2 separate regions of the Homo sapiens genome follow, and region 1 is linked to region 2. Evidence: chromatin loops called from intact Hi-C (ENCODE). Cell type or tissue: CD4-positive, alpha-beta T cell. All regions are shown on one strand. Each heading gives the region's core, and the rest is flanking DNA. Links, peaks and the distances in the headings are about the cores only. Region 1 has its middle 11 kb from the start of ZNF639. Region 2 overlaps PIK3CA (phosphatidylinositol-4,5-bisphosphate 3-kinase catalytic subunit alpha).

Region 1 (9,073 bases), core at 387-8,386, 120 kb before region 2:
CCTTCGTTCACATGTTTACCTGCTGACCTTCTCTTCACTATTATCCTATGATCCTGCCACATCCCCCTCTCCGAGAAACACCCAATAATGATCAATAAATACTAAGGGAACTCAGAGGCGGGCGTGGATCCTCCGTATGCTGAACGCCGGTTCCCTGGGCCCCCTTTTTTCTTTCTCTATACTTTGTCTCTGTGTCTGTTTCTTTTCCAAGTCTCTCGTTCCACCTAAAGAGAAATGCCCACAGGTGTGGAGGGGCAACCCACCCCTTCACAAATCATTATTGTGTTAAACTGTTAAGCTTTGGGGATTGTTTGTTATTTCAGAATCACTAGCCTATCCTGATAGTTACAAGGGCTAAATTTATGCATTTCTTCAGCCACAGTCTGAGTCTAAAGAACAGAATCTATTAAAAATCTATAGTTCAGTAATGTGCCTTTGGATTTCATTTGGATTCATTTAAGAAGCATTTATTAAAGCCTACTATTTTCAAGATAACTGTGGTGGCCATTGTGGCTGTTTTCACTTTCTTTCATGACTGTCTTCTAAGCCACTGTGGAGCGGGCTGTTTTACTTTCTTTTCTGACAGTCTTGTAAGGACACATTGAAAATCTTTGTAAATCTGTTAGAACTGTAATTTTCATGTTGCAGTTCTCAAGTCTTACACCAAGTGGTGCCACATACTAAATGGTAACCAACGGAGCTGCTTTTGATGATCAAGCATATCCAGAGTTTATCTAGTCCAAACTTTGAGTAGCCCAACTTAGCCACTTTGTTTTTCCTGTTATTGCTAATGAGAGTTTAAAACAACCTCAAAGGTGTACTTATTTGTAATAATTGCTAATCACACACACACACACACACACACACACACACACACACACACACAAAACAATCTCCTTGCTGGGGCAAGGTGGGGGTGAGGTGGGTCAGGGTAGGTGAACAAGACTCTGTGGTGTCTTTTCTGGTAGACTGTATGCTCTGTGAAGGTAGAAAATTTGTGTGTCTAATAAAAAACTAGCAAGGTACTGTCCCACAGTAATTTCCTAATAAGTATGCATTGTATGAATGAAGGACAAAAGGAAGGAGTGCATGAAATCCTTAGCACAGTGTAAATCTTCATACAATGTTTAGTTTATTCTGTGTGTTTGCCTAATAGCAAAAGGCTTACTTAGTAGGCATTTTTTCTCATTTTTAATTCCTTCCAAAATTATGTTTTGAAGTTTAAAATCTTTATTTTCGAATCGGAAAATTGATGTGGAATCTTAAGGACAAAGCTAGCATTAAAATGAGCTTTACTTAGTCACCCTTAAAGCTACAAGGTTTTCAGGTATTTTTAAGCCATTAAGAAAAGAAAAACGAGGGCCATATGTGGTGGCTCACGCCTATAATCCCAGAAGTTTGGGAGGCCGGGGCGGGTGGATTACTTGAGGCCAGGAGTTTGAAACCAGCCTGGCCAACATGGTATAACTCCATCTCTACTAAAAATACAAAAATTAGCCAGGCGTGGTGGGCGCCTGTAGTCCCAGCTACTCTGGAGGCTGAAGCATGAGAATAGCTGGAACCCAGGAGGCAGAGGTTGCAGTGAGCAGAGATCGCACCACTGCACTCCAGCCTGGACAACAGAGTAAGACTCTGTTTCAGAAAAGAAGAAAAACAAAAAGAAAATAAAAGAAAAAAAAAGAAAAGAAAAAGAAAAAGAAAAGCTTTAAAGAGGACCATCATGATAGTGAATACCGGCCTTAGTTTTTCTGCTCTTCATGGATGTAAAATCTCTTTATTTAAGAATTTTAAAATGGATTATGTATAATTGATTTGCTCATAAAAATGATGAGGTTTAGTATATCCAAAGGGTAGTTTGGACCATAATCCCGCTAAATGAATGTTTTCCGTTTTTAATCTGCATGCCTTTTGGGTATTTTTATGGCTTTTATAAGCTTTTTCAAACACACAGAAGAATAGGGAGAATAATAAATGAAACTTCTGTGTTCAGCACCCAGTTTTCAATAATTATAAAAAATTGGCTATACTTCTACTGGTTTATCTCTCTGTTTTTTGTTTTTTGTTTTGTTTTGTTTTGTTTTGTTTTATTGACACTGAGTTTCACTCTTATTGCCCAGGCTGGAGTGCAATGGTGTGATCTTGGCTCACCGCAACCTCCACCTCCCAGGTTCAAGTGATTCTCCTGCCTCAGCCTCTCAAGTAGCTGGGATTACAGGTGCATGGCACCATGCCTGGCTACTTTTTGTATTTTTAGTAGAGACGGGGTTTCGCCACGTTGGCCAGGCTGGTCTTGAACTCCTGACCTCAGGTGATCCGCCTGCCTGAGCTTCCCAAAGTGCTGGGATTACAGGTGTGAGCCACCGCGCCTGGCCGTATCTGTTTTTTCTGTCCTCTCTTCCTCTATCCATCCTTCCTTCTTTCTTCTTTCTTTTTATCTCTTTCCTGTGGCTATTTATGTATTTATTTATTTAGAGACAGAGTCTCAGTTTGTTATCCAGCTGGAGTGCAGTGGTGTGATCATGGCTCACTGGTAACTTTGAACTCCTGGGCTCAATCGCTCCTCCTGCCTCAGCGTCCTGAGCAGTTAGGAATACAGGCTCACACCACTAGACCTAGCTAATTTTTAAAATATTTTTGTAAAGACAGGATCTTGCTATGTTCATCAGGCTGATCTCAAACAATCCTCCTCCCTTGGCCTCCTAAACTGCTGGGATTACAGGCATGAGCCACTGCACCCAGCTTCTGTGGCATTTGAAGGAAACATCAGGTCATTTTACTTCTATGTACTTCTCTATAAAACATTATATCTTCTTACGTGAACATCAGTCATTTTCACACCTAACAAAAAATAACGCTAATTCCTTAATATCCTCTAGTACTGATATTTCTTTGTCCCGCAAATGTCTTTTTCCAGTTGGTTGTTCAAAACCAAGATCTAAACGAGGTCCATACATCAAACCTAGTTGTCATATCTCTTTAGTTTCATTTAAGCGGGAATAAACCCTTCCCACTTTTTCATGCCATTGATTTGTGAAAGATGAATTTATATATTTTTCTTTTAAATGTAAAAAGTTTTGTTATGAACAGAACTCCAAAGATCTGCATTGTAAAGAATCTTGCATCTCTGAGTCTTTCTCTGCCAGTTTGCAAAAAAGCAGACAAACATTTAAAATAGAGTAACTAGCTTTATAGGGACAAAGAGGATCTGTTTTTATGAATTTATTTGGCTCCATTACAATAAGGAAATTCATATTTTTCTTCCTTTTTTTTTTTTTTTTTTTTTTTGAGACGGAGTCTCGCTGTCGCCCAGGCTGGAGTGCAGTGGGGCGATCTTGGCTCACTGCAGGCTCCGCCCCCCGGGGTTCACGCCATTCTCCTGCCTCAGCCTCCTGAGTAGTTGGGACTACAGGCGCCCGCCACCTCGCCCGGTTAATTTTTTGTATTTTTAGTAGAGACGGGGTTTCACCGTAAGTTAGCCAGGATGTTCTCGATCTCCTGACCTTGTGATCTGCCCGCCTCGGCCTCCCAAAGTGCTGGGATTACAGGTGTGAGCCACCGCGCCCGGCCAGGAAATTCATATTTTTCAAGGAGAAACAAAACATTATTAAGTACAACACAGGTAATTTGATCATACTTTCCTAGCTTATCACTTGTAATATTTCTTGCTTCTCTGGCTGCTTAATTTTCTTTCCCTGTAAGGACCTGTGAAAATTAAAGGTTAAACCAAGATTGAGAGTTCCCTAAGCAGCATACATCTCACTCTCTTCCTTGTGAACTAAATCCTGATTTTACTGAGGACTACAGTGTGACCATTTTTTTAAAAAACTATGTTTTTCAGCCTCTCTTACAGATAAGGGTGGTATTAAGTTGCAGGTCTGGGCCGAGTGCAGTGGTTCATGCCTGTAATCCCAACACTTTTGGAGGCTGAGGTGGTAAAATGGCTTGAAGCCAGAAATTTGAGCCCAGGAGTTCGAGACCAGCCTGGGCAACATAGAGACGCTCCATCTCCACAAAAAATTAAAAAACTTGTGGGGCATGGTGGAATATGCCTGCAGTTCTAGCTACTCAGAAAGCTGAGCTGGGAGGCTGGTTTGAGCCCAGGAGCTTGAGATTACAGTGGGCTATGATCATGACACTGCACTCCAGCCTGGGCAACAGAGCAAGATTCTGTCTTAAAAAAAAAAAAAAGAAGAAGAAGAAGAATAAAGATGCAGGTCTGATCGATGAAATACATGTAGGCAGAGTTAGTTATAAGGGGCTATCAGAAAGCTCCCGCGGTGGCTCACCCCTGTAATCCCAGCACTTTGGGAGGCCGAGGTGGGCAGATTACGAGGTCAGGAGATCAAGACTATCCTGGCTAACACGGTGAAACCCTGTCTCTACTAAAAATACAAAAAATTAGCCCATCGTGGTGGTGGGCGCCTGTAGTCTCAGCTACTCGGGAGGCTGAGGCAGAATGGCATGAACCCGGGAGGCAGAGCTTGCAGTGAGCCGAGATCGCACCACTGCACTCCAGCCTGGGCAACAGAACGAGACTCTGTCTCAAAAATAAATAAATAAATAAATAAATAAATAAAATAAAATAAAAATAAAAATGGAGACAAAACCATTTATAAAGAGAGATGGCCCTTAAATGTATTTTTTAAATGCTTAAATTAATTCATAAGAATTTGAATATAAATTAAAACTACCTTGAGCTCTCACTTCTCACTGGCACATTGGCATAAATAAAACAATTTAGGCTGAGCGTGGCGGGCCAGGCTTGTAATCTCAGCAATTTGGGAGGCCGAGGCAGGGGGATTACTTGAGCTCAGAAGTTCAAGACCAGCCTGGGCAACATGACGAAACCCCAATCTCTACAAAAATTAGCCAGACGTGGTGTCACGTGCCTGTAGTCCTAGCTACTTGGAGGCTAAGGTGGGAGGATCACTTGAGCCTGGGAGATCAAGGCTATAGGGAGACGAAATCATGTCACTGCACTCCAGCCCGGGTGACAGAGTGAGACCCTATCTTAAAAAACAAACAAACAAAAAACCAAAAACTCTTTTAGAGAGATTGTAGGGAAATAAGCAATTTCATGAATGTAAAATGATACACCCCTTGACGCAAGATTTGAACAATACTAGCAAAATTACAGATAAATTTGCCATTTGATTAATAAATCTCACTTCTAGAAATTTATCCTTAAAACACACTAGCATGAATATGAAATCACATATGCACAAGGTGTGTTTGTGTGTGTAAGTGTTTTTATGTGTTGAAGCAAAGATTATAACATGCAATTTGGTGCTCATTATGTGAAGAGGAAATGCAGAAGATAATAGTATTTGAAAAATGGAGAGGGTAAAGGGACCTAAATGAAATTCGGCTTCTACATTTCACTCAAAGTGGTCAAACATCAAGTGAGTTTGTCAAACACCATTCATATGAGTAGGCTATGGTAAGTTGCATATGTATATTGCAATAACTAGAGCAAACACTAAGGAAACTACACAAAAAGATATACTCAAAAACACTACAAATAAATCAAGAGAAAAAAATTAAAAATCAAATAACCCACAAGAAGTTAAGAAAAGAGAAACAGAGGAAACAGACAGAAAACAAAATTTAAATAGCAGATTTAAGCCCTAACATATCAATAATTACTTTCAATGCAAATGGTCTAAATATGCTATTAACAGAGAGAGGTTGTCAGAGCAGATTAAGAAAATTGATCCAACAATGTTATGTTTATAATAAATTCACTTCAGGCTGGGCAAAGTGACTCACACCTGTAATCCCAGCACTTTGGGAAGCTGAGGAAGGAGGATCACTTGAGTCTAGGAGTTCAGGACGAGCCTGGACAACATAGCGAAGCCCCCATTTCTAAAAAAACAAATACAAAATACACTTCAAATTTAATGGCATAGATACACTAAAAATAGAAAAAGTAAAACAACTTAATAGATATCTATTTGATTTTTTGTAAGCTTTTGCTAACATTATTTATAGCAAGCAACAGTTCTTATCAAATATCTATGGATAGTACAAATTCAAAATTATTTTTGTTTTCTGCCAAATCCTTGATCCATTTTTAAAATAAGGCTTCCAAGCCAGGTGTGGTGGCACATGTCTGTAGTCCCAGCTACTTGGGAGGTTGAGGCAGGAGGATCGCTTGAGGTCGGAGTTCAAGGCTATAATCGCACCTGGGAATAGCGACTGAACTCCAGCCTGGGCAACATAGCTAGGCCTCATCTCTAAAAAATAAAATGAATCTTTTATTTTTAGAATAGCTTTAGATTTACAGAAAAATTGCAAAGATAGTACAGAGAGTTATCTAATACTTCTCACTTAGTTTTAACAATTATTGACATCTTACATAACTTCGGTACACTTGTCTCAACTAATAAATCAATATTGATGTGTTATTATTCACTAAAAGCAGTATTTACAAATTCATAAAACAGCCTTCTTAAATTTATGAGAGAGAGAGGGAGAAAGAGGAGTGTTGATAATTCCCATCTCATAGGATTATCCATGTTAGAAAATATCAACATTATTTATAAAATGCACATTATATGCCTGTGGTTATGCTACTCACTGAGGAATACAAAGCTGAATAAAACAAAGGTTCTCAAAGATTACGATAAACTAATAGTCTTCTGGATTGGACATGTTACTGGGTGGGGGGATGCAGGGTAGGGAAGTTTTCTTGGAGGACTTGTAGGAATCAGCTAAGTGACAAAGAGGGGGAAGTTTATTGGCCAAAGGGAATGCATAAATAAAGACAATGAGTAACATACATGTCTTGACATTTCTGGAAGAAGGGGTTAAATTTGAAATTGAATGTGTTTAGAGACAGGCAAAATGGGCAGGGACCAGGTCTGAGAGGGTTTTGTATGGCTTATTAAGAAGCTTAGACTTTGTCTTATAGCCAACAGGAAGCCATTGATAAATGGGGGAATAACCATTGCATTTGTATTCTAGTACAAGCAACAGTGCATTAGCAACGGATTTCTAGCCACAGTGATGTGGAATAAGGGTTGTTTCCCTGGAGATGGAAGAGTTAGAAACTATTGCATTGTTCTAGGTGGCAGAAGATAAAGACTTTGAAATAGATCAATGGTATTAAGGACATAAGAACCAGACAAATTCAAGAAATAGGAAGTGAAAGAGTCAGAACTTGGTTATAACAGAGTGTTTGGAGGTGAGGAAGAGGGAACAGTCTAGAAGGAATTCCCAGAGTCTGGCTTGTGTGACTAAGTGGCAGATTAACTGGCATAGGTAATGCAGGATGGGGAGCAAGTCTGCTGGGGAAAGAGGATGAGTTAAGTTTTGGTCTTGTTGAATTTGATGTACAGTTGGAGTTTAGTAGGCAGGTCAGACACTTCATAGAAGGAGCCAATCTGGGGATAGACCATATACTGTAAATTCATTGTCATAGCTTATTTGCATAGCACAGGGTTTCAGATTTATTCATTTATGATTCCTGTTTCAGTGTATTGTCTGCTAGTAACACTATCAGGTAGCTGTTGCAAGTGATAGAAATTCAATTTCAACAGTAACATATTGGTTCACATACAAGTGGGAGAAAAAGGACACAGAGAATGTAACTTGTGTCAACATTAGAGGGAGAGAGGTCATGAATACTTCAGAACCTGCAAAATGGATATATTTAATACAAGAGTTAACTTACTTAGCAGACCACAGAAAGCCAAGTTCTGTCAAAGTCCACCAGCCAGGGATCACCAGGAACACAACTGGAGTTAAACAAGTTATGTTCATTTAGTTTGCTGCAGCAAGGGAGAATACACCTCAGAGGAACCTTGGAAGCATCTCAGTAAGTGAGCATAGGGAACAGGCAGGGGCTCCTTATAGGACTAGATTTGTGCTGCATAAGGATTAGGAATTGGGCTGCCAACTGTGAGTGGGATATAGCCAAGAAGTGGGGGAATTTCAGCAATTGGATATCTCAGACATTTTTTTCAGGAGGCTGAGGAACAAACTCAGACTGAGGATGTCATTGGTAACAAAGCAGCAGTCACTTAGAAGAAAAGATTGTTAGTCTTTTTTTTTTTTTTAAAGTTTTACTTATTTATTTAGAGACAGGATCTTGCTCTGTTACCCAGGCTCAAGTGCAGTAGGTGCAATCATAGCCTACTGCAGCCTTGACCTCCTGGGCTCAAGGGATTCTACTGCTTCAGCCTCCTGAGTAGCTAAGACTACAGGTGTGTGCCAGCAATCCTGGCTATTTTTTATTTTTATTTTATTATTATTATTTTTTGTAGAGACAGGGGTCTTGCTATGTTGCCTGGCCTGGACTCAAACTCCCTTGCTATGTTGCCTGGCCTGGTCTCAAACTCCTGGTCTCAAGTGATCCTCCCACCTTGGCCTCCCAAAGTGCTGAGATTATAGGTGTGAGCCACCACACTGGGCCAAGGTTGTTGGTGTTTCTGCAACTGTGGTATGTTCTTACATAGAAAAGTTGTTTCTATGACCTTGCTCATATTCCTTGGAAACATTGTTCATGTTCTGTTAGGAATATCACAGGCTGATTACCAGTAAGGCTGGTTTTCATTTTCTTAAATCTAACTGCTTATAGGAGGGTGACTCCCAAGAAGCAGGCTGATTTTCATAGCAGAATTCTGGAAAGGTTTGAATTAGACACAACAGGCAAGAGTGGGTATGACTGGGACTAAAAACATGAGGAAGTCTGCATAAAAATGAAAGAAAGCAGTCAGGCCTTTAGAACTCTTTCTCTACATAGCCAGGCTACAACTTCTCACCCCAAGAGAGGATTGAAGCTTTACTTTCTAGAGAGAATTAGAGAGATTCTGGATTTAGAAATATGAGGAGTAGCAAACAGAAGAAAGATCCTACTAAAAAGGAACTGACAGAAAGTTTGCATTTTCTTTTTTTTCTTTATAATTCTTTTATTTTTTTTTTTTTAAGTTCCAGGGTACATGTGCAGGATGTGCAGGTTTGTTACATAGGTAAACGTGTGCCATGATGGTTTGCTGCACCTATCAACCCAACACCTAGGTATTAAACCCAGCATGCATTAGCTCTTTTCCCTAATGCTCTGCCCCTCCTC
Region 2 (9,035 bases), core at 1-8,000:
TTTGCAAACAGGGAACTCTGTAGATTTGGAAGATCACAATAAAGTAAAAAAAGTACCGCTAGGTTAAAACAAATTTTTGATGAATGCATATATATTAAAAGTTGACAGTCCTGAATATTTTTAATATATAAAAAATAATATATTCAGCAATTTAGAGCAAAGGCAGCAAACATTCCTATCAATCATTTTTAAAAGAATAACAACACTGAGATATAACAAATCTAAGTCATCCCACAAATGACATTTCTTAAATAAAACCTTATGGAATAATATCAAGGTGTTAAAAATAGTTCCATAGTTCGATAGTAAAACATACTTTAGATTTATGATTTTTATTTAGAAAGCTATTTAAGATTACGAAGGTATTGGTTTAGACAGAAATATTTTAGAAAGGGACAACAGTTAAGCTTTATGGTTATTTGCATTTTAGAATAGGATATTGTATCATACCAATTTCTCGATTGAGGATCTTTTCTTCACGGTTGCCTACTGGTTCAATTACTTTTAAAAAGGGTTGAAAAAGCCGAAGGTCACAAAGTCGTCTTGTTTCATCAAAAAATTCTTCCCTTTCTGCTTCTTGAGTAACACTTACGAAAATGTAAGAAGATTCATCTTGAAGAAGTTGATGGAGGGGGTATTTTCTTGCTTCTTTAAATAGTTCATGCTTTATGGTTATTAATGTAGCCTCACGGAGGCATTCTAAAGTCACTATCATTCCATTTGGTAGTAAACATTCTACTAGGATTCTTGGGGGCATCAAGTGGATGCCCCACAGTTCACCTGATGATGGTCGTGGAGGCATTGTTCTGATTCTTTGCAAGTTTTACATATAAAACTACTTTAAGGAATTAGATGTATGGTTGTCCCAAAGCAGAAACCTAAATCAAAGAAGGAAAACATATGTTAAAAGAGACACAACTACAGAAGAATACATTTATAACACTGCTAAAATGTAAAAACTCATTTTCCATAGTTTGACTTGATTAGGCTAAGTAGTAATAATTCATCTTAAGTATTCTAATCTAGACTGTTGCTCTAAATTAGGCTACAAAGAATTTATTTCAGCAGAGATTAGAAAAACCATTTGTATTTAATTAAATTTAATAAAGTCATTTAAGAAAACACTATATTTGAGTGGATTCTCTAAGGTTTCATCAAGACAGAGATGAGGCTATGGGAAGAATGAAAAGTAAGTTGCAATTCAACCCAAAATTCCCATTGCATATCACCTTTATCATTCTCTTCTATCTTACGGAAAAACAGAATTTAGGCCAGAAACAATCTTTCAGATCATGGGTCCACTGCTCTTATTTTAAAATAAGTAAAACCATGCCTAGAGAAGTCAAATCCTTTTCCTTTTTCACTCCCTGCCCTCAACCTGTAATAATGAGAAATTTTATGGCTTAGTCTTTTGTCTTTCTTAAATCAATCTTTGTAATTTTCCTTTTTCTTTTTGTATTGATTCTTATCTAGGTGATATCTTAGACATTCTGTTCTTAAAGTATGATTTAGGTATATAGTCACAATATTAGAAAGTGTCATCAATGAATTTTCCTTGAAGTATGACGATGAATTTGTAATGATCTATTTACTTTCTCAAATAAACCAGTCCTAATACTTCTGACTGAAATGAATCTACACATAAATAAGATCCATGACTCTCTCTGTTAGTGCAATGTTCCAATCAGTTTGTAATATTTTAAGAACTATTAAGTATTATTATGAGTTGAAGGCCCTTAATTTTTTTAGACATCAACAATCTTGGGGGGTCTTTTAGAAGATGTTATCAAAATCCATAAAACACAAGTTTACTTCTTGCTGTTTATATTTTCTTTTACTCAGTGAGCGAAACTGTAAGAGTATATCAAAAGGCAAAGTGAGAGATACCAAATAAGAAAAAAATGAAAGTTAAGCTAGAGACATGAATCAAAAAGGCCCAGATAACCTACTATATTTGATTAGTCTATCAGATATTGTAGGTAAGAGCTATAAATGACACTATTTGCTTATGCACCAAAAGTGCATTGGTGCTGTCCCCAGGACTATGTTGGATGTGGGAATCTAATGACGAATAAGATAGACATGGCCCTTGCCTTCACAAGACAAGGCAAAGAATATGAAGATTATGTGTATGCTGTGTGTAGGGTAATTACATTCACACTTACAAAACAGAATAAATGCTATCCTGGAGAAGTGCCAGGTTCTATAAAAGCACATAATGCGGTCATCAAGTTTGGGGTGGGATGGTTTCCCATAGTAGGAAACATAAACTTAATCCTTTAAAGATAAGTGGCTGGGCATGGTGGCTCACACCTGTAATCCTAGCATTTTGGGAGGCTGAGGTGGGCAGATCACGAGGTCAGGAGTTTGAGACCAGCCTGACCAACACGGTGAAACCCCGTCTCTACTAAAAATACAAAAGTTAGCTGGGCGTGGTGGCATGCACCTGTAATCCCACCTACTCAGGAGGCTGAAGCAGGAGAATCACTTAAACCTGGGAGGCAGAGGTTGCAGTGAGCCGAGATCGCTCCACTGCACTCCAGTCTGGGCGACAGAGCGAGACTCCATCAAAAAACAAAGAAAAAAAAAAGATAAGCAAGAGTTGAACAAACACAACAAGAAAGAAGAGAGGAAACCTGCCATCCCTGACTCCTCTCTCCATCTCACACCAATCAACATCTAACCCATCAACAAGCTTCGTTAATTCTCTCTTTATTCTGTCTACATTCTTCAAATACCACTCTTAGTACCTTGGGCCGGCCATCAATATTTCTTGTCTGGACCACTGCAAAGGCCTAAATGGTCTCCCTGAATTGATGCCTGCCCCCTATAATCCACCTCCACCTCATAGCCAGTGTGACTTAAAGAGAGCAAGAGGGCCTAATTTGATTAGACATTTATGCTGTACCAATTCTTGGTTGCAAACAAATAATTATGGTATGCTTCAGAGTTATAACACACAAAGGATGTGAAGAGTAGGAATAGCAGAAATTATTAGCCTTTTTAGCCCCCACGAAAATACAGAAATTAACAGGAAACAATGAAGAATATAAGAAAAATATTTTTTGATAGTTGAAACTATTTTTCTTCAAACTTATAAAAGAGATCCACTGAAATTATAGAATTTAAAATAATTGTCCTTTTTCCTACATGTCAAAAATTTCATTGGCTAGTAAAAAGACCAGATGGATCAATCTGTATGAACAATTATAGAAGTGACTTAAATTTTTTTAAGCCTACAAAAAATCTGAAGAATGCAAGGGAAAACGCCAAATGACTACTTTTAAATGATGACATGCCTGCATAAAAAAGTTCAAATGAAAACAAAACCAAAACCACAAGCCACACAAAAACAGCAGCTGTGTTTATGATTTTTCTCTGCTGAATGGCACTGACAGGTCTCTATTATGGAACTACCAGAGCAACTATTTTATATAATAAATAACAACCCACAGGGAACCCTCATATGTTCCCTAAGTATTACCAAGAAAGAAACCTAGTTACTATAGTAGACAGATCACTGGTTTTATTCCTTATTCTACTGTAGTATATTTATGGGTAATTAACTATTAAATACTCAAGACACACCCTTTTCATTAAGAGAATAAATGTGATTATGGTAATAAAACACTTGTTGATCCTGGAAGGCAGGCACTGGTTGACATTCTGGTAGACAGAATGACAGCTTTTTTATTTGTCAGATGGTTTTTGTCTTCTCATGCCAGGCCTTATTCTGTACAAACCATTACCCCCAGGGTTCACATAAAGTGTAGAAGTGGCAAATGGAACTAACATTTGCTTTTTTAGTATGTACCATGTACATGGGTGGGCAGTAACACTTTTGAGGTAGATATTATCATTTTACATATGAGAAAACTGAAGATCAGAAGTGAAGTCACTTGCCTCCAATAAATGGATTTTGAATCCAGGTCTAGATTATTTTAAAGCCCATATTATAACCATGCTGTTATTTGGACTTCAGTTATGGCCAGGCAATATTCCCCAGTAGTGAATAAGAGAATGAGCTCTAATTTGAATCTACACTAGATTCAAATTTTGGCCCCCTTAGTCTATAGTTGTATGGCCTTGGGTAGTTTAATTTATCTCAATGAATCTCATTTTTCCCATTTGTGAAATTGGGATAATAATGGCATCTACTTCACTGGACTGTTGTGAAGATAGATGAAGTGATATATGAAAAATATGTAAGCACAGAGATCAGCACACAGCAAGCACCTAATAAATGTTAAACATTAGCAATAAACTTGTAAAGTATTGCCAACATTATCTTTTCAAGCTTATTAGGAATTATACAGTGCTGGCACCAGATGGGGAAGGAAACGGTTTTTGTTGTTGTTTTTTTTTTTCACCGAGAAGGCAAGTAAATAAGGAGCTTCATAAAGAAGTTAGATTTCAAGTGCTAATACCTGAAGGTGGCAAGGCTCACACACAAGCCTGGAAGAGTACTGAGTGGCTCAGATGCCGGTGCTTTCCCAGCTGCTTCCAGTTCCCCAGATTCCCAAGATTCCTATTGAAATGTTATAGCTATCTACAGCGTAGGTGTCAGGAATCCCTTGTTATCTGTCTCTACCCTGTGTTTTTTTTTTTTTTTTTTGAGAAGTACCTGCTTAATGTCAGGCTCTAGGCTAAGTATGGCACAAAAACAAAGGTTAAAAAGATGCCTTCCCTTCCACAGTTAAGGGTCTCATAGTTTACTGGGGAACGACTTTAACAATGTGATAACTGTTACAAGACAGAATATGAACAATGGAAAAGCCTGAGGAGATTAGGGAAGGCTTCAGAGAGGTAAAGTTTCAGTAGAATATTACAGATTAAAAATTTCACAGAAAGGGTATGGCCTGATGTAAGAGAGCCTATAGACAGGTGTTCTAGGTTGCCACAAGAGAGTGTGTATAAAGTCAGACCATGAAAGAATGCGGCCTGTTCCTAGCAATACAAGCTGTTTTTCATTACTTGAGTCTAAAGTGCATGGGAACAGGTGGAGTATGTGACAAAGAAGGAGAGGCAAAAGGTAGGTAGGGGCCAGATGTAAAACCATGTTAGAGTTTGAATTTTATGTTGTACACCGTTAGTAAAAAGGAGACTCTGGGCTGGGGGTTGTGGCTCACACCTGTAATCCCAGCACTTTGGGAGGCTGAGGCAGCAGGATCCCTTGAGCTGAGGAGTTCGAGACCAGCCTGGGCTCAAGACCCCATCTCTACAAAAAAACAAACAAATTAGCTAGGTGTGGTGGCACATGCCTATGGTCCCAGGTACTCAGGAGGCTGAGGTGGGAGGATCATTTTAGCCTGGGAGGTCAAGGCTGCAGCAAGCCGTGATGGCACCACTGCATTCCAGCCTGGGCAACAGAGCAAGACCCTGTCTCCAAAAAAAATAAAATAAAATAAATTCTCTGAAGTATTTTGAGCTAAAAATGACATGATGCTTTTAAAATGATTTTTAAATTCTCTCAGATTTCTTTAAAAATTGCTTTTCAAGTGTAGGTTATAATCAAATGAACATTAAAGTGTAAAAATTACATATTCTCAATTGTCTAGAGAAAAATCCCTAAAATTAAGAAATCAGAATATATAACATTTTAAATAAAAGGGCCTTTAGACTACAGAAAAAATTAAATACCAATAAAGAGGATGGGATTATTAAATTTAAAGCAATGGGGGGATAAATCACTATAAAATTATGAAATCATAATGTAGCTTGGAGGTTTGAGGTCACAGAATTAAAAATGTATTTACTAAAAATAAAACACTTTAAGGGTCAAGAAACCACTCTATTGAGGTTTTGAGTTCAGAATGCCAGGACTAAAGATTCATATGCATACTGACAAATCACTACTATCTGGAACTCTTAAGAGTAAATAAATTGGTTTTGCTTATCCTAATTTTCTACATATCGAAATAAGTTATTTCAATTTGAAGACTGTTCAAAATAGAGCAGTCCCATTTGCTTAGAAGAGTGTGTGTGCGTGTGCACAATTCACAATTTACCTTTTTGATGAATTATAGTCCTCATTACAAGCACCAATTACTGTGTTATATTAAAACACAAACAGCAAAACTCTTCAGGATTATTGAGAAATTTGGTGGAGACTTGGGGGTACATTTCTGGTCCTAAAACCAACAACCCCAGGTTGCTGAATGCCTCCCATTTCTTTGTTTTCTAGCAATCAATGGTCACTTCTCAGCGAAGGCCAACCTGCCTGATTACAGTAGCATCTCCTTCTTCTAGTCAGCATTGACATGTGACCACCATTTTACAAACTATAAACTAAAGGCCAACAGACCAAAAGATAATACAAGAGGCTCTGCTGTATGACCTTAGGAGCACAAAATATATGACAACAGATGCCTCGATCATCAGAGATTTTTGTTTACTTCTTGCTTCTGGTGTTAAAATTACTGTTAAAAGTTACTGTATTTAGGAAGGAAGTACTTAAAAATCTTTTGGTTCTCAGAAGGCCTGAACCTGTGTTAACTTGTTGGTATGGACTGGGTCTGCATCAGCAGTCCAACTGAGTAGACAGTACTACCCAGCAGAAGTAACGACGCCTTTAAGAACAACGTTAAGTAGCAGAAATAAAGAGTAAAAAACAGTATCAGATTCTCCATTGTCATTTGACTTTTATACTGGAAGGTTTCTTAATTCATTGGGCAATTCACTATTTTGAACACTTGATGTGTACTCTTTCAGACCAAGAAGACAATGACATCTTGACAGTTCGATTTTTAATCCCTAGATTGAAAGCCTTTCTATATTTACATTAGAACTCTATTTCTAGATTTCATTAGTTAAGGCAAGGGTCGTCAAAGCATGACCCACAGGCCAAATCCAACTCACCACTTGCTTTTGTAAATAAAGTTTTATTGGAACACAGGTAACAAACTGTGTTTACATAATGTCAACAATACTTTTGCACTGCAACAACAGAGTTGAGCAGATGCTATAGAGACCATATGGCCTGCAAAGCCTAAAATATTACTATCTGGCATCTTGCAGAAAAAAAGTTTGCTGATCCCTGTAATGTATTAGAATTACCTGGTATCAACCGCATAAGTGCCCAGTGGCTAAGAAGTTATCCCAAACCCTGCCTCTGCAAACTACAGTCCTATACAGTGTCAACCTAAGTTCTTTAAGCCCTTAAGTTAAAATCTTGAAATAGGAAAGTATCTCAGAAGTGATTTAAGTGGGTACTTTCATTGCTGGGAGCTTACTGCCTGACAGGGAACTTTTTGTGGAGTAATTCTGAAGTTATCCCTAAACATAGTTACTCCTAAATTATCTTGTTCATTCCCTCAGTTCCACTTTCTCTATCTCATCACATACTTGAAAGCTATTAGAATTTCCCCTGGGTCTTTTTCCACCAATTCCTTCAACCATAATTCAGGCAAGATAGTTTACCATCTCATTTTTGCCATCATTGGATATGCCCTTTTGCTAATATTCATCTCAAAATGTGGCAATGAAAATCTACTACAATATTCTGGAATCAGTATTTCCAAGGCAGAGTACAGAAAACTATTACTTGACTATGGATTACCAGTCTCTATAAATACAGCCTAAGATGTTTTCTGGCTTAACTACTTTAAAATATGCAGAAAGTATATTTTATATATTTCAGTTCAGGTTTCAATTTCAAAAGTGTATTATGTTTAAAATACTTATGTTTTTAGGCCAGGCGTGGTGGCTCATGCCTGTAATCCTAGCACTTTGGGAGGCTGAGGAGGGCAGATCACCTGAGGTCAAGAGTTTGAGACCAGCCTGGCTAACATGGTGAAACCCCGTCTCTACTAAAAATACAAAAATTAGCTGGGCCCTGGTGGCGGGAGCCTGTAATCCCAGCTACTTGGGAGGCTGAGGCAAGAGAATTGTTTGAACCTGGGAGGCAGAGGTTGCAGTGAGCCGAGACTGCGCCATTGCACTCTAGCCTGGGCAACAAGAGCGAAACTCCATCTCAAAAAACAAAACAAAACAAAACAAAACACCAAATACTTATGTTTTTAAAACATCGATATTGTACCTGCATTAAAAAGTCATTAAAAATAAGAAAGAAAGTTATTTTGAAGCATACCTCAGCACAATTGGCACAACTGGCAGCCTGAGCAATGCAAACAGCCACAATTTGCTAAAATAAGCAGCTTGTATTTTCTAGTTATTTATGTTCCACAAGTATAGAAGCTGTTTAAATGTTTGCTGAATGACCAACAGTTTGTAAAACAAGTTTTACCCATACTTTTAGATATATGTTCACAGAACATTTTCCACTCTCATTTTTGGATAGAGCCAACAGAAAAAAATAGTTTTGTGGCTAACTCAGTTACATCTCTTTATTTGCTCATGTTAGGGGTCAGGAAACTATACCCCAAAGTATGACACTTTGACATGATGAGTTCTTTGAACTAAAAAAGCAGCATCAGAACCAAGGTCTGACATTCCCCTGTACCTCTGTCTCTTCATCTTCTCTCCTCAAGTGAAGAAAGGGCTTTCTCTGAAGTTTCCCTTATCAAGACGGAAGTTCCTCCAGAAGGAATGGAATTGTGAACCCCATCTCTGGAATTTACATTAACTCCTATCACAGGAGAGGAGACTAGAGGTCCGCACACCCAAGACACCAGGCCCATACAGACTTTTCACCTATTCTTCTGAGGGCTACTATCTGAGAGACTTTATCCGCAGAGCAAGACAATTTTCGTTCACAGTACAGTTCTTCCCCTCACCCTCCAGGAGCCTTAAGCCCATATTTGTTTCTGTAGCTAAAAGTACTATTTAAGCTTCAGCCGTCTGGCCCTTATCTGAGTCTCATACTTTGTAGGACCCCTATGCATATGCATACGATACATTTACATGCCTTTTCTCCTGTTAATCTGTCTACTGTCAAGTTTATTTCTTGGACTCAAATACTGAGCCTCCAGAGGAGACAGAGACGGTTCTTTCACCCCCCTACAACCCATTAACGAGAGAGAGAGAGAAAAAAAAAGCTTTTCTGATTTTTAAATTACCAAATGAATCTTTAGTCT

Evidence for each region. A loop is a pair of places that touch in the nucleus more often than their neighbours do. Peaks named below come from ENCODE experiments on the same cell type or tissue, not always from the same donor. Only the 100,000 strongest peaks of a DNase experiment are listed, where the experiment ranks them.
Region 1: a loop joins it to region 2, with 2.4 times the contacts of the local background. A loop is called at or near these places in 4 of 110 quality-filtered maps.

Annotation. Positions count from the first base shown.
Region 1 is chr3:179,307,773-179,316,845 of GRCh38, reverse strand. No RefSeq gene overlaps it. Among named protein-coding and RNA genes, the nearest start is that of ZNF639, 11 kb to the left of the region's middle. RefSeq lists an enhancer at 7,103-7,152. In CD4-positive, alpha-beta T cell, for the core only: a CTCF peak has its summit at 660; a DNase peak (open chromatin) is centred at 575; H3K27ac peaks cover 158 bases.
Region 2 is chr3:179,190,593-179,199,627 of GRCh38, reverse strand. PIK3CA (phosphatidylinositol-4,5-bisphosphate 3-kinase catalytic subunit alpha) reads right to left here. Exons shown (of 21, transcript NM_006218.4): 2 at 451-878. The coding sequence starts at 802. Among named protein-coding and RNA genes, the nearest start is that of PIK3CA, 47 kb to the right of the region's middle. In CD4-positive, alpha-beta T cell, for the core only: no CTCF peak of the experiment used is centred there; a DNase peak (open chromatin) is centred at 3,337.